Regions from separate parts of the Homo sapiens genome. Here all the other regions are linked to region 3. The links are chromatin loops, found by intact Hi-C in ENCODE. Cell type or tissue: endothelial cell of umbilical vein. All regions are shown on one strand. Region 1 overlaps PRKCH (protein kinase C eta). Region 2 overlaps PRKCH (protein kinase C eta). Region 3 overlaps PRKCH (protein kinase C eta).

Region 1 (8,000 bases), 78 kb after region 3:
GACAATGAAACTAACAAGACCCATTCTAAAGACGCCAGGAAAATAAAATAAAAACCCATATGTACTAGGAATTGTAAATAGAGAGGAAGCAGAAACAATGTAATTTGAATTATCTTATTAAAATTTTAAAATATTAAAATTTAACTAGTTTCTCTTATTCAGCTAGAGACGGTATAAAAACTTGGCAGAAGTGTGATTTTTGTCTATCTGCTGGCCAGAATAATACTATATAGATGGGATTTTGTAGGTTTTAGTCTCTCTACCCCGCTGTCTTCCAATATGTATGCAGAAAAAGTAAACATGATCCCTAACCTTTCTGAAACCTTCTTTACCTTCAGTCTACACATACATAGTCTTGGGCAAAGAGTTATCAGGTAAATTCCATGGAATCAAGAGTAGAGGCATATGTTGCTTTTCTTAATAGGAAAAACAGTGACTGTGTCCCCCTAAATAAAGTCATGATTCAATGAAAAGACAAACAGCCCAATTTTAAAAAAATGAGCAAAAGATTTGAACAGACATTTTCTCAAAAGAAATATGAATGGGCAATACACACATAGAAACATGCTCAGCAATTTTAGGCTTTAGGGATATGCAAATTAAGACCACAATGAGATACCACTAGAAAGGCTAAAATGAAAAAGACCAACAACACTAAATGTTGGTGAGACTGTGGAGCACTAGAACTTTTCATATTTTTAGTGGGAGTTCAAAATGGTACAACCGCTTTGAAAAATGGTCTGGCAGTTTCTTACAGAACTAAACAGACCACTACCTTGTTACCCAGCAGTTCTTAGGTATTTACCCAAGACAAATGAAGCATATCTCTGTCAATAGAAAAGCAGATGCCAGCCATGGTATGATTTTGAACAGCCAGTGGAATAAAAGAATAGGGACTATATCTGACCTTGCTGTTAGAGTAGTTAGGCAGATATGAGCGGGGCAGGAGAGGCCCCCCTCCCCCACAGGAATGTCAGGCAACCATCAGGTGATGGTCAGGTGGTTGTTAAACTGTCTCACTAACATACTAGTTGGTCACAGCTTGCACCAGGGAAAGCAGACTCCCAGTAGATAGAAAACACCTTAAGCTCTTAATCAGCAGCTTCCTTTTTTTTTTTTTGAGATGGAGTCTTGCTCTGTTGCCCAGGCTAGAATGCGGTGTCGTGATCTCAGCTCACTGCAATCGCTGCCTCCCGGGTTCAAGCGATTCTCCTGCCTCAGCCTCCCGAGTAGCTGGGACTACAGGCACGTGCCACCACGCCTGGCTAATTTTTTATATTTTTAGTAGAGATGGGGTTTCGCCATGTTGGCCAGGATGGTCTGGATCTCCTGACCTCGCGATCCGCCCGCCTCGGCCTCCCAAAATGCTGGGATTACAGGCGTGAGCCGCGGCACCCGGCCAATCAGTAGCTTCCTCATAGGATCTCAGGCGTTGGATGAGTGGGCTCAAACTTGCATGCTAAGAGACAAAATGGTGGAGTTTAGCTGGTGTATGACCTTCCTCTAGGAACACTCAATTGGTAAGGGAAAAATGCCTCAAATGAACATGTGCACAGCTTCAGTAAACACACTGTACATGCGGCCCTTCCCAAGTGCTGGCAGGCCACTGCACATGCGGACAGCCCACCCCAAGGAAAAACCAAGGGAGGAGAGACACAAACCTCAGCACCATGCCATTGTGTAAAAATCCCAAGTCAAGCGTCGGACAGGGTCCTCGGATCTCTCAAATTGCCCACTTGGCCCTCTTCCACGTGTACTTTGCTTCCTTTCATTCCTGTTCTCAAACTTTTTAATATACTTTAACTCCTGCTCTAAAACTTGCCTTGGTCTCATTCTACCTTATCCTCTCTGGCCAAATTCTTTCCTCCAAGGAAGCAAGAATCGAGTTGCTGCAGACCCATATGGATTCGCTGCTGCTAATGTTGCCATTTGGATTTTTTTTTCTTTTTAGAGTGTTCTAGAATGCATGCTTAGAGAAGGGAATGTAATCCTAGGACACCACTCAGCTCTGCAACAGTATAGCTCTGCAGTAATGAGTAAATGCTGTTTGTTGGTTTACTTTAAAGCTCTGCTACTGAATATATACAAATATACTGTTATATTTTCCTGGTAAAACCTTTTATTATACAATCACTTCTTTTTATTTCTAGCAATTCTTTCTTTTACAGTGTATTTTATCTGACGTTAATGTGGCTGCATTGCATGTCTTTTGGCTAGTATTTGCCCTGCTTTGCATCTTCTTTAATTCATTTACTTTCTACTTTTTCTACCTATGTCTTAGGTTTGTGCTTTATAAACAACAGGTGGTTAGATTTCCTATTTCTAGAAGTTTATTGAGATTCTCCCTCTACCACTGTCTCTACCAATTCCATTTTTTCCCACCTCTATTGGTTTGGAAGATAGAATCTCTCTCTCTTTTTTTTTTTTTTTAAGTGATTATACTTGGAATTTTAACATGTCTGTGTAACTAAGTCTAAAGTTAGCTACCACTTTACCCTCCTACTGAGCAATCTAAGGATGTTAGAATGTTTTTAACTCCAGTCACTTTCCTCCTGGCTTATGTGCATTTCCTTGATATTTTTGATATCTTTTTATTTTTCTTTTGAAGCTCCATTAACTAGATGTTATTAGTTATTCCATCCTTCTTTGTTTCTATTTACTTACATGTTTATAATTTTTTAACATACCACTTTCTTGTATAGCTCAAACCTTCCCTCGAACATTTCCCTCCTTCTTCAAGTAGATTCTCTTCAAGTACATTCTTTATTTAGCGAAGGTATTTGGTAGTGAACAATCTCAGTTTTCTGAAATATCTTTATTTTGCCCTCATTCTGGAAAGCTAGTTTCTTACTTTATTTTTTTAATAGACAGAGGGTCTTGCTTTGTTGCCCAGGCTGGTCTTAAACTTCTGGCTTCAAGCAGTCCTCCTGCCTTGGCCTCTCAAAGTGCTGGGATTACAGGCACGAGCCACTGCGCCCAGCAGTAACGCTAGTTTCACTGGGATCATGGACTCTTAAGAGCTAGAAGGAACTTCACTGATTATTTGACTCAGCCTTTTCCATTTCCAGAAAAGCCTGCCACCAGGCACAGAAAGAATACATGACTTCCAGAGTCCCTCGCTATATTGTCCAGACTGGTTTTGTACTCCTGGCCTCAAGTGATCCTCCCACTTCAGCCTCCCAAAGTCCTGAGATAATAGGCGTGAGCCACCGTGATCCCCTTTACCTTTTTCTTTTTTTTTTTCCTTTATTTCTTCTTAATAAAAAAAAAGTGGGGGGGATACATGTGCAGAGCGTACAGGTTTGTTACATAAGTATACGTGTACCATGGTGGTTTGCTGCACCTATTGACCTGTCCTCTAAGTTCCCTCCCCTCACCCCCCAACCTCTTCAAAAAAAAAAAAAAAAAACTATCAAAAAATGGTGGCCGAGGTTCAAAGCTCTCACCTTGGTTTTGTGATAAAGGTGGTTAATCTTTGGTGTTGGATTTCAAATTAGTCTGTTTACAGTGAGCAACAGTACAGCAGTTTTAAAAATCATGTTGAATCAGAAACATGAAGAAGGCAGCAGAGCTTTCTCTCCACCATGCACTTGGAGAAGGAAATGACTCGGCAGCATACTCCTCATGGCTAATATCCTTTAAGATTTTTCCAAAATCATGAAACCAGAACTTGAGAGCTTAAAAGGGACTTTAGAAGTCTACCAGTGGATAAGAGAGAAAAAAAAATCAAAAGGGAAATGGAATAAGCCAAACTAAAGGGCAGGATTCTTTTAGTTCTCAGCAGGAAACATATGTTTATCTGGAAAAGATTTTGGTTGGACAGGTTGTTTGTGTAAGAATCTTTTTTGTGAGGAAGGAAGATCAACCTGGGCTTGAAGGCTGGGGTGGGGGTAGAGAGAACAGTCCCTGAGCTTCAAGTAAATGAGAAAAATACACAGATTTTAAACAGAGGAGCCCTGCTTTCACGGGGATCATATGATCGTGCTATCAGCTTACTTTTAAGTTGTGATAATGTATACATACTTTATGAAATATGATTAAATGGTAACTTTAGTATTAGTGGCTACAAGAACAGAAACAGCAACTTTTAAAAAGATATGAAAAGATGTTTTGGGTGAAAGTAGTTGGCTGCGCAACACATAGAGTATAACATACATCATTAATTTAAGACTGTAGATGTACAGTATATATTTGGCATGTACACCAGGATTTTCAGTGATTATTGATGTAATAAGATTTATGATTTTTAAAAAGAAACTCTTCATGATAGTTTTCTGTACCACTTACATTTTCCATAGTGATCATCATATTGTCTTTATAAACAATGACAACAATAAATCAAAAAGAGAGATCTTACATGGTGCCTCTTCTCTGACAGCTGAGACCACATCATAGCTACGTTGTTCCCTTACATTGCATTTACATTACATTTAAAATGTTATCAGGAGGACAGAGGCTCATGAATGAGACATGTTCTCTCCAGTTAAATTTAGTAAAGAAGAATCAGAGAAAAATCTCCAGATAACTGGAAAATGTTTACATTTTCAAGTATATAAAACCAGGATACATTATCTTGTTTAAGCTTGGAGTTGACAATAATACCATTTTGAGATGTTTTTCAGATAGAATGACAGTGAGAGTCATAGTGGGGTTGCACCTCCACATGATGCAACCCAAATGTGATGGAACAGAAACATTTTTCTTCATCATCCTGAAACCGAGCAGTGATGATCCGCTGAGGAATGTTTAATTTTCATGTATTAAAAAATGAAGAATGTCTGACCTACTGTTAATGAGAAAAAAAAACACCAAAAAGGAAGAAAGAAGAAGTGGCAGCTAAAAGCCTTTTTATGGATGACGTCAATAGAGGAAAATGAAATATTCATAGAATCACAGCAAGAGAATAGGAATTCTGAACATTTTTGTAGAAGGAAACTGTAGGATTCTTGCAATTGATAGTAGGACAGGAGGGAATTTCCATCCTTATGTGTGCAGAAAGGAGTAGACACAGTGAAATTTGAAGACTATTGTAAACATTTTCTACTTCACTTCACCTTGAAGAAGTCTACAGAAAGCATATATGGCATAGCTGGGCAGAGTGGCTCATGCCTGTAATCTAGCACTTTGCGAGACCAAAGAGAGAGGATCACCTGAGCCCAGGAGTTTGAGACCAGCCAGGGCAACACAGTGAGACCCCAACTCTACTTTTTAAAAGATTTTTTAAAAGCATATATGGCAGTTAAATTTCAGTGAGAAATCAGGACCAGGGTAAATGTAAATACATTACTATAGCAGATAAATAAATATGGATGCCCCACCCATATTTCCTTTCATCCCACAACAGAAAGCTGGAAATGCTGAAAAATTAATACCTCCCACCCCTGAAGCAGCCATCAGCCAGTGAGGAATGGGAGCCAGAGGATAAATAACCCAACTTCCTCACCCGCTGAGGGTGTTCAACCAGGTCCTTGAAATTCCCGACAGGAATCGAGCCTCAGTTGCCCACCCTGGAAACCTGCTCAGTAATACGCTTATCGTTGGTTTCCTTCCCTTTCCTGTCTCACTTCTGTAATCCCCTGGTGCATCTGGGGGTTCCTTCCCGAATAAACTACTTGCAACTTAAGTCCCTATCTTGAACTCTGCTCCTGGGGGAATCCAAACAAGAACAGGTGGAGACAGAGTAGAACAAGGATAAGCAAAGCAAGAGAGGAGATCTGAAGACGTCTCTAAGGTTGTTTGAGTGACTCCAAGGATAGTGGTACAATTAGCTAGGAGAAAGAGAGGGTGGAGGAGGCCGAGAAGAGGGTTCAGCCCAACAAATGCCAAGTTTTAGGTAGCTTGGGGATACCTTGAAGAGATGCTGACAAGCTACTTAGAAATAAGTTTATTAGCTAGAAGCCGGAGCTGGCCAGGCACAGTGGTATGCACCTGTAGTCCCAGCTACTCTGGAGGCTCAGGTGGGAGGATGGCTTGAGTCCAGAAGCTGTTTGAGGTCAGCCTGGGCAATGTAATGAGACCTCATCTCAATATCAACAAACCTTATCTCAATATAAATGAATGAATGAATGAATGAATGAATGAATGAATGAAACCAGAGCTATAGCTGTATATTTGGGAATCCTCAGTGTACAGGCAGTTGATGAATGAACATCCAGAAAGACTAGAAGCATGGTATGCAGGGAACCTTGGAGCATACACATATTTAAAAATTGGGTGGAGGAGAAAAGCCAGTGAAGGAGACTAAGAAAGACGATTATAGAGAGAAGAACCAGAGCTGTTATTGGAGCCAAGGCCTCTTTCTTCAAGGACTGAGAAGGGGAGAGTTTGTACTTTGGAGTTTGCACAGATCACAGACATGAAAAAGGAAAGATGATGATGAGTGGAAAATGGGAGGTCAGGACTCTCCTCCCATCCTGATGTGGCAAGAGGCTTTTCTCATGGTTCTGGATGGAACTTTGGCCCTGTTGCAGATGCTCACATGCAACGTTCTGTTCTAATCACTGTTCTGCTGGCAGAGGAGGCTGGAGTGATGAGTGAGCATGGGCTCAGCTTGCGTGGATGCTATGAGCCGTAGGTCCTACTCAAGAGAGTCAGTCTAGTAACAAATTATTTTCCTCTCCTTCTTTTGCCATCCCATTTAGTTTGCAGGATGGTTGGTGTTTGTGTGGGCTGAGATTCCTCAGAGGGAACCAAAGCCCTGAGAAACATGTGTAGCAGCTGTTGATTTGGGTCTCCACAGTGAGATCCGGGTCTAATACAGTGAGTCCAACCACTTTATCTGAGTTTGGAAATAACTATGAGTACATAGTTAAGCTGTTTTCAAAAAACACAGAGGATTCTGTACTGCTAGTGCCATTGAGGGGGCTTTTGCTGCCATTTATTTTCAACTTATTTTTTTGAGGTGGAGTCTCACTCTGTCGCCCAGGTTGGAGTATAATGGCGTGATCTCAGCTCACAGCAACCTCTGCCTCCCAGGTTCAAGCAATCCTCCTGCCTCAGCCTCCTGAGTAGCTGGGATTACAGGTGCCCGCCACCAGGCCTGGCTAATTTTTGTATTTTTAATAGAGATGGGGTTTCACCATGTTGGCCAGACGGTCTTGAACTCCTGACCTCAGGTCATCTGCCCGCCTCAGCCTTCCAAAGTGCTGGGATTACAGGCATGAGCCGCCACACCCGGCCTTGCTGCCATTTTTAAATACCAAAACCTTTTGTTGCAGTCTTTGTCACAGGTGCTGGCACAAAATTCCTGGTACCTTCTCCCTGCTCTAATTCACCAAGTTCTCCTTCCTCTTTTCCAAAGACTACTAACATGGAAGTCTTCCTTAATTAGTTACAGGACTATATCTGCAACTCCTGTGATTTATTCGCTCAGTGCCCGTGTCACTGTCACCCACTGGTGGGGTGTGCTTGTTGTAAATACCCATTTAAATGTTTACATTTTCAAGTATATAAAACCAGGATTGTAAAATACCGTTGTATTTCCAGTTGTAAATAGCCGTTTAGTTAAGTTAGGCATTTGTTTATCACGCGTCCTAATCTCTGTTTGTGTCGTTACTGTCTCAGAGATCATCATCATCTGTGTTTACATTTTTATGCATCATTCTTTATGCAAGTAGTTCTTATTCAGTGTTTTTGATGATGTTAAGCAAAATTCTGTTGCTACCTTACCTCATTACCTTCCCGGGATATATTTTGCAGATATAAACCAATAATATTTTCTGGTTCTTTCTTGACTAGTAGCTTTTGGTTAACTCTAAGGTTTTTCTGTTTGTTTTTCTCACAGTTGTTTTCTCCCACGTGTACAAATGATAAAACAAATTATCTCAGGAAGAAGAAAAAAGACATTTGATAGTATATCCAGTAGTTCAACAATAGTCAACGGAGTCTGGTGTCCTCACTTCTGTCATTGGCTGCTTGACCTCACTTAACCTTCCTGTTAGTTTCTGTTTCCTCACTAGAAAATTTATTACTTTCTAGGGATACCAGGAGACCTGGTGTTA
Region 2 (8,000 bases), 65 kb after region 3:
TCTATAGATTTGACTACTCTAAGTACCTCCTATAAGTGGAATCATACAGTCTTTATCCTTTTGTGATTGGCTTGTTTTGCTTTGCATAATGTCTTCAGGGTTCACCCGTGTGGTAGCATGTGTCAAGATTCCCCTCCCTTGCCTCTTTTTTCTTTTCTTTTCTTTTCTTTTTTTTTTTTTTTTTTTTTGAGACGGGGTGTCACTGTCACCCTGGTTGGTGCAGTGGCATGATCTTGGCTCACTGCAACCTCTGCCCCGCCCCCGGGCTCAAGCCATCCTCCCACCCAGCTTCCTGAGTAGCTGGGACTACAGGTGTGCACCACCAAGCCCAGCTAATTTTTGTATTTTTTGTAGAGACAGGATTTTGCTATTTGCCCAGGCTAGTCTTGAACTCCTGGGCTCAAGTGATCCACTGGCCTCTGCCTCCCAAAGTGCTGGCATTACAGGTGTAAGCCACCATGCCCAGTCAATTTCCTCCCTTTTTAAGGCTGAATAATATCCCATTGTTAGTATAGATCACATGTTGTTTGTTTATTCTTCCATCAGTGGGTGCTTGGGTTATTCACTTTCAGTTTTAAAACAATCTCTTGTTAGTATTTAATATTGGATTTTGTTTATGTTGAAAACTTTGGTCTCAAACTCAGTTGAGATCTCCTTGGCATATATCTCCCAGCTTGGCTCAGCTGCTGGGCGTGAAGAAGATGATGAGGCCTTGTCCTGAGATACAACACCCCCTAACCTCTTCCCAGCTCTCCCTCCTCTCTCTTTCCTCTCCCCACCCCTGCTTCTCTCTCCTGTCCCTTTCCCCCTCCCCCAAGAGTGATAGTAAGTAAACTCACATTGTGGCAACACCCGTTGGAGTCTCCTGCCCTTAGCTTTCTGTTGGGGAGAGAATAGTCTGCCACCTGAAACACTGCATGCCCTCTAAGGCCAACACCCCTTTCCTTTCTCAGACTCATTCTGACTTTGAGGAAGTAGTCCAGAGTAGTGGAAGGGCTTAGCGGTCCTGTCTCCAGGAAGCCCTTATGGGAGGAGGCTCTCAGAACTTAAATTGTGGGGTACTTTGTGCCTTTGTCCTCAGGTGAAATTCTGGGACAACAGGAAAATTGCCACCCAACATTGTTTTAACACTTAAAAATTAGAGGGGACCTAGACTGATATGATATTTATAAGGGCTGTACATAGGAGCCCTGAAATTCTGTCTTCTCTCTCCATCCCTTTTTCAGTATCCTTCATACTTGAAGAGGAGGGGTTGGGGTCCAGTATAGAATGGGATTTTAAAGTCCCTTTATTAATCATTATTTCCAGAGGCGAGACTGCTCCTTAAGGATAGACGTCTTTGAAAGGGCTTCCTTCCTGTTGTCTGGACCCAATTGCTTTACCACATAGAACCGTCATTACTTTCCCTCTTTTTGGCGGTCTTTTTTGAGCTCTCATTGTTGGTCTAACTGAAAGCACCTGATTTCTAGGGCTTTAACTGAAAGCACCTGATTTCTAGGGCTGTCAGTGCAGCACAGCAGAGACTGCTCTTCAAATGGTCTGGCTTAGTGGTTTCTAACCCTTTTGATTAAGAAGACCACTGCTAAATTTCCCAGAGCCTCACCTAAGTGTTGTACTTTGTGTCTCTTTTGACTAATCATATACTTAATGACAAAAATTTGGTAAATTAGTGAAGCCTTTAATTGGGCATATTTTTAATTTATGAAAGTATATCGGCACTTGTGCATATGTTAGGCTTATTTTTCATTCGGAGACAGTGCTTGGTGCATTGTAGATTTATGGTTCCTTATAAGGAGTCCTCCTTCTGTCTTTGAAGTCTTAGACACACAGCTTGGGAATGGTCCTAATAGACTGTTTCCTTTAAAAAAAGAAAGAAAGAGGAGCCTGTAGTGTGATTGAATCTCTATCTGACAAGGCTTAACAGTCTAAATGAAAACATCTAGGTTGAAAGTGTGTTTGTGTTTGCAGTACATTTGTGTATGAGGGTTTTTGTGGATGTTTTCAAGGACTGATGAGGAAGCCACACATGGGTTATTTCTCTACTGAAAGGGTAGAGGCCAGGTCATCTGACCTACTGATTAAACTTGAAAAGGGAGAGTGTGTCTTTTGCCATCTCAAAGGCCAGCTGTTTATTGAATTTCTCCACCCTGCAATTGTCTTACATACGGAATAGTTCCTGGAGAAAGATCTAACATCTGCGCAGGTCTATCCTGTTCTGTGGCTGTGTTTACTAAAGTGAGTTCTGCGCTTACATTCACACACTGCAAACTGCACGTACGATGTAAGTGTACTTGTCATGTAGAGTTTTACCAAAACTATATTAGATTATACTCTGAAGCATGTTTTGCATCTGACAGGTCGAGCTCATTCATTCAGTATTAAGTCCCTCATGGGCCAGGCTCTAGCCTGTGTCCTGGTGATAAGGAGGTGAATGTGACAGAATTCCTATTTTCAATAAACTCACTGTCTGGAGAGGAAGGTGATCATCAAAATAAATTTTAGCACGATGTGTAATGATTAATGCACAGAGGATCTTTGGAATCTCCAGGAAGAAGGCCTGACAACCTCTGGATGAAGGATGGGATGGAAGATAAAGTGGACTTAGAGAGATGTATCGTGTGGCTCTGTCTTTATCCCTGGAAAGGTTAGCCTAAGCATGGGGTAGGTGCTGGTTTCTTTTGCTGAGAAATGTCTCAGAGAACCTCAGAGTAGCAGGAGGCCTTTGTGATAGATTGGCCAGCAGTTTTTATTTCCCTGACCTTTCAGCATCAAAAAGTGCCAGTTGGACCCTGGGTTTTGCCTTGGAATTAGTAAATAGATAGTTCAACAGCAATGGTTGAAAAGCCTCTTGGAGTCTGTCCCATGAGAGTAAGGATGTTAATTCTGAAGCCTGGGCCATTTTCCATCCTGGGAATTATACTCTGCCCCTTCCTAAATTCCCATTGTGGTTTCAAATGAAGAGGCCATTGTTCACTTTCCTTCCTAAAAGAAGCAATATATTTAACTTCTGGCTCTTTGCCTGACTGATGGCGAGTTGATCTCTCTGAAGCCAACACCCGTGGCTTCCTATCAAGAGAAACACTCTGCCTCCATCTGATTTCCTTCTTGGGTTGAAGTTATTTAGATCCTACACTGGCTCAGTAGGAGGCTTGCCTGCCGTTATGTCCTACTAGGTGGTGACAGGGCCCTTGATTCCCTCCCTGTGTTTAATAGAAATAAAGACAGAGTCTTAGCGCTTTAGGGCAGCTAGTTGTTCTCCCAAAGACCTATTATAGGAATTTAAAAGCAAATGTCTGATGTGAAAATCTATGCTATTTTAGGGACTTTGAAGCACAACACAAAAGAGTATCACTTTGTTGAATAGTTTGGGTCCAGGCAGGTGTCCTAGAGCAGAAGTTTTCATTTATTTTTAAGCAACAAAATTCTTTCTTTCCCAAATGAAATCTCCTACAGAATCCAAATACTGAAGGGTTTCTCAACCCCAGCATGCTTGGTATTTTGGGCCAGATAATTCTTGTTGTAGAAGCTGTTGTGTGTGTTGGAAGATGCTTAGCAGCATTCCTGGCTTCTACCCTCCAGATGACATAAGTGGCACCCACATTCTCTAGTTGTGACAACAAAAATGTCTCCAGACATTGCAAAATGTCCACTGGGGAGCAAGATCACCTCCAGTTGAGAATCAATGCAATATAATCTAGAAAACAGACTTTTAATTAAGCTCCTCCTTTAGAACTCTGCCCAGGGTCCCTGACTGTTAGTGTTTGAGACCTGGTGGGGCGTTCTGGGCTACACAGATGCACTATCCTAGAGGGTTAAGTTGTCATTTTAAAAACCTGGGACATAGAGAACTTGTTATAAACAAAGCAAAAGAGCTAAAATTAGACAAATCCACAAGTACTTTGAACCCACATGTACACTAAATATTTCTGTCTATGTATTATGTATACATTGTGTACTTGGATGTGTAGCATAAGGGAAGAGTCGAAGGGTGGTGTCTGCCTTACTCCTTATGTGTTGAGGTTTGGCTACCACAATTTGCCCTGTTTTGCCAGAGATGCCAGTTGAAGGCCTGTGACTGACAGCCCAGTGATAGAGTCACCCTCACTGCACAAAATACTCAGCTTCTGTGGGATTCAGTGGCCCTGGCCCTGCTCATGGGCATTCCGTGGTGAGTGGGCCAGCACCTGCAGCCTCTTTCAACCAGACTGGTTGGTTGGAGCTTGGACCATGGTTATTCCAAGGTGGATTTTTATCCTTCTGCCCTTTGTACTAAATGGGTCATGTGTGCCTCTGTACGTGTGTGTGTGCGTGTATGTGTGTGACTACACGTGTCTGTGTCTGCTCTTCTCCTTTCAGAAGCCCAGAGCCACTCTGGGCCTGGCCACTCTGAGCATTGGTTGTGTGGGGGATGCTGGGAGCTTGGCACATGCTACTCCTCCTTTTTCCTCCCTTAGAATGATGAAAGTGTTGTTGGAGCCTGTCCCACAGACAGAAACTGTACCTCATTTATGTGGGCATCAGTATAAACAAGAACAATACCACTATGTGAGTCACCCTCACCTGCGGGGAGACGCATAGGCTCAGGGAGGGAATTTGCTGCCAGAGGGTCTCAGCTTCAGTCTGTCTCCCCGGCAGACTCATCCTAACTTCATTCCACAGCTCAAGTGCAGTGTGAATCAGCAGGCAGCCTGTGCCTAGCTAAAGGACTCTCTCTGTGTTTTGTTTGTTTGGTTGCTTGTGAAGATCTCTGGGCACATACAGCAGTGTTTTATTTTCCCAAAAGATCGCATGACCACTACAGTTAGCCTTGGGAACAGATTGAGTAAGCACAATTCATTTGATCTATCTGCAGATCTCCAGCCCTTCTAAGAAACTCACTTCCAAAAATGTTTCAGGAGTCCTGTAGAAGTTTGCTTAGAGTTCCTTAAAGAGGCTAAGCGTCAGTTGCAATATCTCTCTATCAACCCCATTTCCCCCAGTGCCACTGCCATGGGCTGGAGGAGTGGGTAACTTGCTTAGGAACTTGGGTAAGGGACCTGAAGCTCCCCACCCACTCTGGCCCTAGATAGGCTAAAGATTTGAAATTAGTTTGATTTATGTAAATCTCTGGTGTGAATTATTGCTATCAGATAAATACACAGACCATTGAACTGAAAACAGAGCCTCAACACAGGTTGCCATTGCTAATGTTAGTTTATAGTAGCCATTATCTAGTAGTGCCTTTATCAGTGACCCCAGGTGTATAATTGGTTTGTTGTGAAAGAGGAGTGGAGTTCCCAGGATGCTTTTTGTCCCCCATGGTTCCCTTATAAGTGACTGTATTTCCTGAGCTCTCTGCACTTTTGTCACCTTTTGTCATCAATATATACAATCAGTTTCAGGCAATATTGATAGGGATGTGAAAACTAAACACTATAAGATTGAATGGACTTAATAGCTAGGAGTTGCAGAAAATATTCCTACATGTATACATAACTTTTATAATGTACAAATTGTTCTTATGTGCATACTCTTGCATAATCATCACAAGTCAGCCTTGTGACTTAGGCTCTCTCTTGGCCTTATCTTGAGAGAATTTATGAAATCTGATAATATTGCAGCCCCGTAGGAAAACTTTTCAGTGCCTTGCTATGATCTCTGAAGGCCTATACTCCTCCTTCCCTTCCTAGGCTGGTATTGACCTGCTTTTTAAATCTCATCTCCTACCAGACCTTCATATTCATTGTAGTTCTAGCAGTAGTGTACTACTTGTAGGTACCTGAATGTGGCAAGCTCTTTTCTACTTCTTACTAATTTATGGAAACACCAATCTACCCATTCATTCTTTCACTGCTACTTGTATGCTAGGCATTGGTGATATCCCCTAACCCCCTGGTCCTTGGTCTAAGCAGGCATAGGTGGTGCTGTGTGGTAAGAGCTTTGGTCTTGGTGCTAGGGGAGCTGTAAGGAGGGCACCAAGCCTTGACTTGAAGGGATTAGGGAGGCTTCTCCAGTAAGGCATCTCCAAAGTAAGTCATTTTAGTGTGAGGTGGATGGGAGAGTTAGGAGAGGAGAGGAAGAAAGAGATTAGGGCAGGTGTGGACCCCAGGCTAGACAGGGATGGATGAGTGATAAGGTCTTGATAGTGGGTAGTGCCAGATGCAGGTGTATAGTTTTGAGGACTTTGCCCTAAGGCCTGAAGGCAGCCATTCAATGTTTTTGTTTTTTGTTTTTTTGAGACAGGGTCTTACTCTGTCACCCAGGCTGGAGTACAGTGGCGCAACAATGGATCACTGCAACCTCGAACTCCTGGGCTCAAGTGATCTTCCCACCTCAGCCTCATGAGTAGCTGGGGCTATAGGCATGTACTACCATGCCCAGCTAAATATTTTGTTTTTCTGTAGAGACAGGGTCTCTCTATGTTGCCCAGGCTGGCCTCAAACTCCTGGCCTCAAGCGATCCTCCCCTCCTGCCATGGCCTTACAAAGTGCTGGGATTATAGGCGTGAGCCACAGTGCCTGGCCAATTAAATGCTTTTTAAGTAGGAGCATAGCAGGGTGCAGATTGCTGCAAAGCACCTTTCTAGAATATATCCTGTTCCCCTCATTCTCCCTCTAGTACTTTCTAGTATATACCCCGTTCCCCTCATCCTCCCTCTAGTACTCTGCTGCTTAGGCTTTAGGTTCAATTCAGGCATCACTGTCTCTGTATGTGCTCCAGATTCCCCGGGCACCATCGGGGGTCCCTCTGCCCCACAGCACCCTGGACATGCATACTGGAGATAAAGCAGCAATTGCTTTTGTATTTTAACCGTCTAGTTGTGTGTCCTTCCTCCTAGACCACTGGTTTTCAGGATTTAAAAGTGTAGATTCTTGTTGCCCACCCCAGATATTCTTACTTACTGTGGGATAGAGTCTAGGCATCCCCATTTTTTTTAAAAGAAGCAGAAACATTGCAGTAGGCTAATCTTATTGAGGGCCTGGTTTATACATTATGTGTGTGCACACACGTATGCACACACCCCCACATACTTGATCTCATTCATGCTTATATCTGTATTTCTTTTATTTTTATTTTCTTTGATCCTGTCATTCAAATATCCATATTTCTTAAGAATGTCCGGTATAAATTTGCTATGCTACAAATGTTTGATTGAATGAATGAATGAAGTTGCCCAAATTTACGTGTGAAGATGTGTTGGAGCCTAAGTTAAAATTCATAGGTGATTCCGAGGCAAGGCCCTTTCACAGCATCACTCTTACACCACAGTTGCTACACTGAGATGGCCTTTGAAAAGCAGGCAGTCCCACTGAACCACAGTATCCTAGAGACTAAGAAACGGGGACAAGAGATCTTTAACTTGCATTTTATAATTTTCAGTGGCACATCAATAATCTGCAGGGATACACTAATAAGATGGGTATTGGACACTCATTACGACAGACCCTGGAGGATCCAAAACTGTAAAATCTAGCTCTGATCTCCTACAAATTTTTGGTCTACTTGAGGGTAAAAGGCAGAAATACACAGACAGTTGAATGACTGTGCCAGATCGTGACAGTTACCTGGAGTACCGTGCACAGAAGGGCAATAGAATGATGCAGTGACTGAGTAAGAAAGAGCATGCCATTAGCTGGAGTGGTCTGCAGATACCTTTGGATGAGGAAGCACTTTTATGAGGTTTGGCTTTAGAAAAGTGAGAAGCCATTCCAAGTGGGAGGAGTGACATGAGTGGAATCCTGGCAGGAGATGGGCTATGAATGGTGAGGGCATCAGTTTGACAGGAACATAGGTTTGTTTGTGTAGGGGAGTGATGGTTGACACCTAAAGGGAGTGCTGGTTCAGGATTGGGAGGGCCTTAAATGATAGGTGGGGCTATAATACAGTTGGGGATGTGTGGCACATTCAGCAATGTAAAAGTCTGTTGTCCTCGACCCCAGATCCATTCACCTTATTAATGAAGGTCATGAATTTTTAAATATAATAACTGATATGGATAGGTTTTGTGTCCTCACCCAAAT
Region 3 (8,000 bases):
CTGATGCAGAACCACATCGTTGTGATTTATTTCTGCTGTCTTTGTGAGGGGATGGAGGACACAGGCTTCTGGAAGAACATGTTTATAAGTCTTCCTTCTCCCAGATGGCGCTTCCAGCTAAGGTCCTGCAGAGTTGCATTCTGCCACCCTTCCTGGAGCCTGAGAGATGGGCGAGGAGTGCAGGTGGTGGTGTTAGGTGGTGGCATGTCAAGGAGGCAGGCAGGAAAAGGCAGACTGATTTTTGGTAGCATTAGTCTTTCTTCTGTCCTTCTCTGCTTTTCTTTATTCTGAATTTTAAGATTTGGATGCATGTGTACATTTAAGATTTGTTCTAAATACACGAAAGCACGCCTGCTTGTTAGAAGGACATATTTGAGGGAACTAAGTGGTGTTCGGAGGCACAGTGACGATTCGAGAGATTCTGGAGGACGCATGTTGGGTGTTGGTGGTTTTCCAGTTGGTATCATAGTGTCATATTCTCTTCAATTGTAGGTTTAGCTCTTTGGGACCCAAAAAGACAAGATTAGTCAGGATAGTGACATGCACTTGGCATGCTGTGGCTTCTGTTGAGGAAAAAGTGACCCAAATTTGAACATCCAACTTCAATTCTTAGTAATTGGCAATGGCTCCTTGCATCTCTTTCTGCTTGACTATAAAACTATAAAATGCTGCTATTAACTTTGAAGGCTGCCACTTACAAGGCTAGGTGAACAGACTTTTATATTAACAACTCAGATTAACCCTGGGAAGCATCTGTGCTCCCTAACGGAGAAGTTGCTTTCACGTTTTTCACGGTCAACCTGGGTGGCCCTCACCATCAGGAGTGTGGAATCTCAAGAGTAACAGCACAAAGGGGTGGCAACTTGAACCCCTGGGTTCTAGTCCCAGGTCAGCTGCTAACTGCTGTATGAACTCAAGGAAGTCATCCAATGGGATCATCTTTTGACAAAAGAATCAGGCCATTAATCACCAAGGTCTTTTCCACCTCTGAATTCTGTGATCTCTACTCTTGTAGGTTTCCTCCCTAATAATTTCTGTAGGTCTGCTTTTTGAACTATTTCCCTTATTTATCCTTTCCTTAAAATCAGGTTTGTTCTCATTCTTCTGGTCCCACCCACATCCACATGGCTGTTAAAGAACACAGTGAATTGATGCAGAAAGATGTCCCAGATATAGGCCGGGCGTGGTGGCTCATGCCTGTGATCCCAGCACTTTGGGAGGCCGAGGCAGATGGATCATTTGAGGGCAGGGGTTCAAGACCAGCCTGACCAATATGGTGAAACCCTGTCTCTACTAAAAATACAAAAAATTAGCTGGGCGTGGTGGTGTGCACTTGTAGTCCCAGCTACTCGGGAAGCTGAGACAGGAGAATTGCTTGAACCTGGGAGGTGGAGGTTGTAGTGAGCTGAGATTGACAGAGCGAGACTCCATCTCAAAAGAAAGAAAGAAAGAAAGAGAGAGAGAGAGAGAGAGAGAAAGGAAAGGAAAGAAAGAAAGAAAGAAAGAAAGAAAGAAAGAAAGAAAGAAAGAAAGAAAGATGTCCTAGATATATTGTTGAGTGAAAAAATATACTAACAGAGAGGCATGCCTGGTATGACCTATTTCTGAAATGAGAATGATAATAGTATCAGTATAGGCCTGCATCGTTAATTTGAAGCAGTTTAAGTCAGATGTGTTTCTGAATTCAGGATTTTTTCAGTTTTACATAGGACAATGTATTAAATACATTTACTATTAAATAACACCTCCAGTGGGGGCTGGGGTGGCATCTGTAATCAAAAACATTAATACTTCTGTGGCAAAACATGGATATTCACACTAAGTGGGGTAAATAAAGATTACACATTGCCTTATGTCAGTTCAGGTAAGATTTTGACAACAAATGTTACAAAATTTGTTTGGGTTTTGAAACTTTTTGAATATTGGGATTGTAGATAAGAGATCGTGGTGGACCTGTATAGCCAAAGTGGGGAAAAATCTGGAAAATGAAGCATCGAGCACTTAGCAATACTTTTCTTGAGTGGAGAAGTAGGGTGGAATTATGGGGGACTTTCATTTCCCAAGTTATATTCTTTACTAGTAAGCATGTATAATTTTATAATCAGAAAAAATGATTAAAGATACTTATGAGATATAAAGATTTACATAAAGTAGCTGGAAACATTTAACCAATCTGTAGCTGTTTGAGACTTATTTATATTAGGACAACTAAGACTTGTTTTCTCAATTTTTCAAACTTTTGTAATGTGATTATATTTCATACACACTTAAAATTTTTTGTAGGTGATAGTATTGGGAAAAACGAAAAGGAATATGTGATCGTAATTAAAATGTCAGTGGATAAAAATAAGGCCCTTGGAGTACCCTGTGGGAAATCAGGAGCCACTTCCTCCTGGATGCTTTATGTAGCACATTATACTGACCTATTAAATAATGAGAATCAGGCTGGGCATGGTGGCTCATACCTGTAACCCCAGCACTTTGGGAGGCTGAGGTGGGAGGATCACATGAGGCCAGGAGTTTGGGACCAGCATGGACAACATAGCAAGACCCCATCGCTACAAAAAAAATAAAAATATAAATTAGCCAGGCATGGTGGCACATGACTGTGGTCCTAGCTACATGGGACACTGAGACAGGAGGACTGCTTGAGCCCAGGAGTTTATGGTTACAGTGGGCTATGATTGCACCGCTACACTCCAGCAGGAGCAACAGAGTGAGACCCTACCTCTGAAAAAATAATAATAAGAAGAATCACATGGATGAAGCAAATGATGATAACCAAAATATAATGTATGGGAGATCACTTTATAAAGATGTAAGGCTATACAATAATTTAACGTGTTTTTGAAGTAACATTGCAATTCCTAAGGGGACCAAAATGAATGGTTGGTCTTAATGGGCTTTGTCTGAAAATTGACTGGAACAATTGCTTCCAAACAGAAGATACTTGGAATTTCATATATGGAATATAGATGAGATGGTTGGCATTTGACCATTTAATTTTATCAGTCAATATAAAATGATCTATATTATTCTTAATTTTCACACTTTTCCATATTTCTAATCCTAATATACTCATTTGTTGCCTTTTCCCACTTAATTGTATAATTGCAGTTCCCATGTTGCTTATAATAGCTGCATAATATTTCAGTCACTGGTTTACATAATTTACCATCTTCTTATTGCTGTTTCTATTTGTGTGTGTGTGTGTGTGTGTGTGTGTGTGTGTGTTACAAATAACACTTCCGTACCTATAGCTGTTTCTTTTTCTTTTCCTTTTTTTCCCCCTATATTTAGGGGTTGTTTTCTTAGGGAATATTTTTTTCTGAATGCGTGAGGAACTTAAAGTTTATTCTATAAGCATTTATTCAGCATCTACTGTGTACAGGGCCCTGGAGATACAGAGATGAATTTTAGAACCTGTGCACAAGCTGTCTCCATTTCCTGGACTCTCTTCCTCCCTCTCCCTTCACCTGACGAATTCTCCATTTAAATCCCACTTTGCCAATGAGGCCTTTATGTATTCCCCAGAGTATTTTAGGCTTTTCTGTACTTTTTCTTCTCATTTAGTCACAGTTATATTGTGTACATCTCAGAATAACTAAGATTACTTCATTTTTGCCTTCCTCATTAGACTATTAAACAGTAAACTCTGAGAACAGGTTTTATGTCTGATTTATTTTCCTTGGTACCCTCAGTACCTGGGACATTATGTCTGGCATATACCAGGCACAGAAATTCAAATGAGTACTTGCATAAATGAATTAGATGAACAAATATTTGAATATGATTCTTGCCTTGAGAAATTTAGATTAGAACTGAAAAATGGATTCAATGGATAATTTCGATGATGTGTAAGTGCTTTATAGAAAATAGAAAATAAACCTTTTCCTAGCTATTATCTTTTCCTCCTTTACAGTGAATCCCTTGGAAGAGGATTCAATTCCAGCAAGTCATTTAATGTCTTACTTTTGCCCATACTCTGCAGCAGAAATGGGCTTGTCTTATTTTCTGCTAAAACTGTTGCTTTTCTATGCAAATCCTACTTTATTTCTCATTGCACTGAACACCATTATCATTCACCTTTTTCACTTCTTTTTGACATGTTGGTTATCTTTGTTTTTTTTTTCTTATTATTAAAAATCCTGTTTCTTCAGCATCCCCTTTTTCCTGGTCTTATCTGATAGCTGTACCTATTCTGCTGTTTATGACCTTTTAAAAACTGTTAGCTCCTTGAGGGAAGGGATAGTGTGATCTTTTGGTAGGAGACTTTAAAAGATCCACTTTCTTATATTTTAGTGTATCCCTTGGGTCAAATGGAGGATTTTTTTTTAAAGGATGATCATCAAATAAATATTTTAAGTAATTTGACCAAAATTTATCTTCTTACCTTTTTACTAAAAATATACACTAAATAATTTTAAGGGAAGATTTTATAGTCTCATATTCAACATGGAAATTTCTTGATTAGTATTGCCCTGACTTTATTGGTTGCTTCACGGGTGGCTTCTGAATTCATTTCTTGGAATGTTACTATTCAGGGCCAACTTTGTTAGTATTGCTACGTTGTGATTTAATTTTTTGCCACTTACACATTCTAGCCAGTCTGGAAGATCTCCACCAAAACACCTGTATAGTTCAGTCTGAATTTAGAAGTGTCACTTGCAAGAGAGGCAGCAACGTCAGGCCCGTGAGACTCAAGAGAAGTCTCTTTCCATGATAGATCTTCTTATACTTGGTAGAAACTGGCAAGTGACTCACCAGGGGTGGAAGCCTGGAAAACAGCCTGCCGAGGAGGGTAGTCTTTCTGGTAACACATCGCCACCCCTTTGAAGCATCCAGAGAACCGGAAGAGCAGGAACTGCCTGTCAGACTGACTGAGCGCTTGGCATTCTTTCATGGAAAGATGACAACTCATCCAGGGTGAAAGAGGAAGTGGAGGGGGGTGGCAGGGAACAGGAGGGTGACCTTACATTTCCATTGTTTTGCAGGCTGCCTGGTCGAGTGCAGTGGGTTGTTTGGGGGTTGGGAGGAATTGGAATCATGTACTTCTATTGTTGCTGTCCAAAGTGGATGTCCTGTGCTGTGTTGCCAAGGAGGGGAGCTTGTACCCATTTTATCCTTGTGCTCCTTCGTAATCCAGATGGTTTGTGATCTGATATTTCTTTCGTGCTTAGCCCTGGACTCTATCGGTTAGAATCCTAGTATCATTTTAAGAACTGGGATTCTCCTATGCCAAATTTCTGTGAAATCTGAGAGCCAACAGACCGACATATTTTTCCGGGCTATCTCTGGCTTTGACAATGGCATATTTTGAGTGTCAGTTGATTTTTGTCTCAGTTTATTGGCTTAAGTAGTAAGAGTCAAGGGATTGAACTGCAGCAGTAGTGTTATTTTGATAATTTATTAAGTGTTGTCTTGGGAGATCTTGGGGGGAAAAAGAGTTTAGTTTAGTTCTTTCTTATAGGAAATTTTGTTTTGTTTTGTTTTTGAGATGGAGTCTCCTTCTGTCACCCAGGCTGGAGTGTGGTGGCATGATCTCAGCTCACTGAAACCTCTGCCTCCCAGGTTCAAACGATTCTCCTGCCTCAGCCTCCCAAGTAGGTGGGATGACAGGCACCTACCACCACGCCTGGCTAATTTTTGTATTTTTAGTTGAGACAGGGTTTCGCCATGTTGGCCAGGCTTGTCTCGAACTCCTGACTTCAGGTGATCTGCCCGCCTCAGCCTCCCAAAGTGCTGGGATTATAGGCATGAGCCACCACACCTGGCCTTATTTAGTTCTTTCTTACTATGGCTAGAACCCTCCCAAGAGTAAAATAAAGACTTCAGTGGACAACCAGTGGTGAGTTCACTTTCTAGAGAATGGCAAGTCATCGGAACACTGGTCAGTACTCCCAATTCTATGGCATATCTGCACATCTGCCATCTTTGGTCAGCAACCCTCCAGGACTGCCTTCTTCACACCTGTGCGTGAACTTCCAAGCTATACTGGGCAGGTTGGTGCTGCCCGTTTCTCCCATGCTATTTAACGATTACTCCATGCAGTTACTGTTCTTCTTAAGGCCTCTCCACCCGCCTCACTCTTTTAACATATGACTTTGTATCTGACTTTACTAAGCAACTTGAAACTTCTTAGAATGAGCTCCTCCATTTCCTGTCCTGATGCCTGCAAACTTATGTGTAGTCACAGTTATCTTCATCTGGTTTTCTCCAGGGGTATCCCATCTGCTCCTGCATCCTCCTAGGCCTTGCTCTGTTAGTCATTGTCCCTCCCTCTCTTTCTAATTTTCAGCCACATTTATTTACTGTCTGTTTCTCCCTCCAATGTGTTACTGTCTCTTTCTCCTTGGCTGTCAAATGTTCTCTGCGTTTTCCATTTTTGTGCTTCTCGTACCTACTAATGACTTACCTATTTGTCAACTCCAGTGGACACGCTATAGTCCTTATCTTTCTGGAGCTTCTTCTTGTATTTAACCCAACACATCCACTCTCTTCTCTAGAAGAGTTTTTAGCTTCTGCAACCGTCCATGCTTCTGTTCTCTTGCTGCCTCTATGTCTTGTATCTCCTTGGTGGGCTTCTCTTCCTTTGCCCACCTGTTACTGTTGGAGTTTAGTTCTGGGAGTGTTGCTTTTCTCTCCTCATATATACTCTGGCCTTGGGACTTCATCTGCTCTCTAGGTTTTCACTCTCTGTGTGCCAGTGATTCCCATGTCTCTGCCTTGCACTGCCTGGTGACCAGATTCTGCTGGTTGTCATGTGAGTATCTGAAAGCCTCCTTAAATTTTCCAGGAGCTGAATGCATGACCATTTCTCCTAAACCTCCCCTTCTTTTCTGAATTTAGAGACCATATTATATATGGTGGTTAAGATTGGGGCTCTGGAATCAGATTTGGATTTGAATTGGGGCTCTGATACTTCCTGGATGTTTGAGCTTGAACAAGTCACTTAATTCCCTGACCCTCAGTGTCTTTCTTTTTAAAATGGGGATAAAAATACTATCCATCTCAGAAATTCTTATGAGGTAGATTGTAATGCATTTGTACAGTGCCTGGCTCAGAATAAGACTGGAATAAATGTTAGCTGCTGCTGTTCTCTTTCAGTTTCCCTCATCCACGGAGACATCCAAGCCAGAAACCTGGGAGTCATCTCTAATGCCATTTTCCTTTAGCTCCTTAATGCCTGTTTTCTTTAGCTTCCATACATAGCCAGTTACCCAGTGTGGCTGATTTCTAATCACTGTTTACTTCTTCCTTCTGGACATTTCTGAGTTTTCCTTTCTCTTGATTCCCATTACCACTACCTGTGTGAGGCCTTTATCCTTACTTTCCAAGATGAAGCCACAGCCTCCTGCCTCCTTTATGTTCCTGTGATCCTCCCTCCAGTGTGTTACCAGGCTGCCTCTCTGTGTCTAACAGGGTTTCCACCCTGGTTGAAGCCCTCTTGTGATGCTCCATTATATGCAAATCAAAGGCCAATCTCCTTAGCATGGTATTCCTGGGTGTCCTCCTGGCCCTTGGTGGCATTCTAGCCTCCCTTTTACCACTTCCTGATTCCGGCTTCATCCTTGAGCAACACAGTCTTGCTGTGTTCCCTGTGCAGGCCCTGCTCTTTAGGCTCTTTCCCACCTTTGTTAGCGACACTGCTTGGAATGCTCCCTTCCCTGCTTTTGACTTAGTAACTCCTCATCCTGAGGACTCAGCTCAGCTATCACCTCCTCCAGGAAGCCTTCTCTGACCCTTCCAGGATAAGTTAGGTAATCTTCCATAGAGTCCTGTCATTCTCTGTGCCCATGATGCACTTACCACGTTGGATCATAATCTATTTATGTGTCTTTCCTCCCAGCCTCAGTCCTGAAGGGCAGAAACCATGTGTCATTCCACCTCATATTTTTGTGCCTAGCTGGATGCTTGACATGTAGTAAGTGCTCATGAAATGTTTGTTCATTGAATAACTGAATTCAAGAACCAGTAGACCTCTGGATGACCCTGGTTTC

The links. Hi-C counts contacts between places; a loop is a spot of excess contacts. Peaks named below come from ENCODE experiments on the same cell type or tissue, not always from the same donor. Only the 100,000 strongest peaks of a DNase experiment are listed, where the experiment ranks them.
Region 1: it touches region 3 in a loop (6-fold over the local background); 8 of 110 quality-filtered maps call a loop at or near these places.
Region 2: a loop joins it to region 3, with 4 times the contacts of the local background. A loop is called at or near these places in 13 of 110 quality-filtered maps.

What each region holds. Positions count from the first base shown.
Region 1 is chr14:61,429,653-61,437,652 of GRCh38, forward strand. All of the region lies in intron 2 of PRKCH (protein kinase C eta), which reads left to right. Among named protein-coding and RNA genes, the nearest start is that of PRKCH-AS1, 110 kb to the left of the region's middle. In endothelial cell of umbilical vein, no CTCF peak of the experiment used is centred here; DNase peaks (open chromatin) are centred at 3,819 and 4,679; H3K27ac peaks cover 1,935 bases.
Region 2 is chr14:61,415,887-61,423,886 of GRCh38, forward strand. All of the region lies in intron 2 of PRKCH (protein kinase C eta), which reads left to right. Among named protein-coding and RNA genes, the nearest start is that of PRKCH-AS1, 97 kb to the left of the region's middle. RefSeq lists a silencer at 1,403-1,492. In endothelial cell of umbilical vein, no CTCF peak of the experiment used is centred here; DNase peaks (open chromatin) are centred at 2,345 and 3,005; H3K27ac peaks cover 2,725 bases.
Region 3 is chr14:61,351,206-61,359,205 of GRCh38, forward strand. The region is part of intron 1 of PRKCH (protein kinase C eta); the gene reads left to right. Among named protein-coding and RNA genes, the nearest start is that of PRKCH-AS1, 32 kb to the left of the region's middle. RefSeq lists enhancers at 4,206-5,405, 4,686-4,980. In endothelial cell of umbilical vein, no CTCF peak of the experiment used is centred here; a DNase peak (open chromatin) is centred at 4,906; H3K27ac peaks cover 3,234 bases.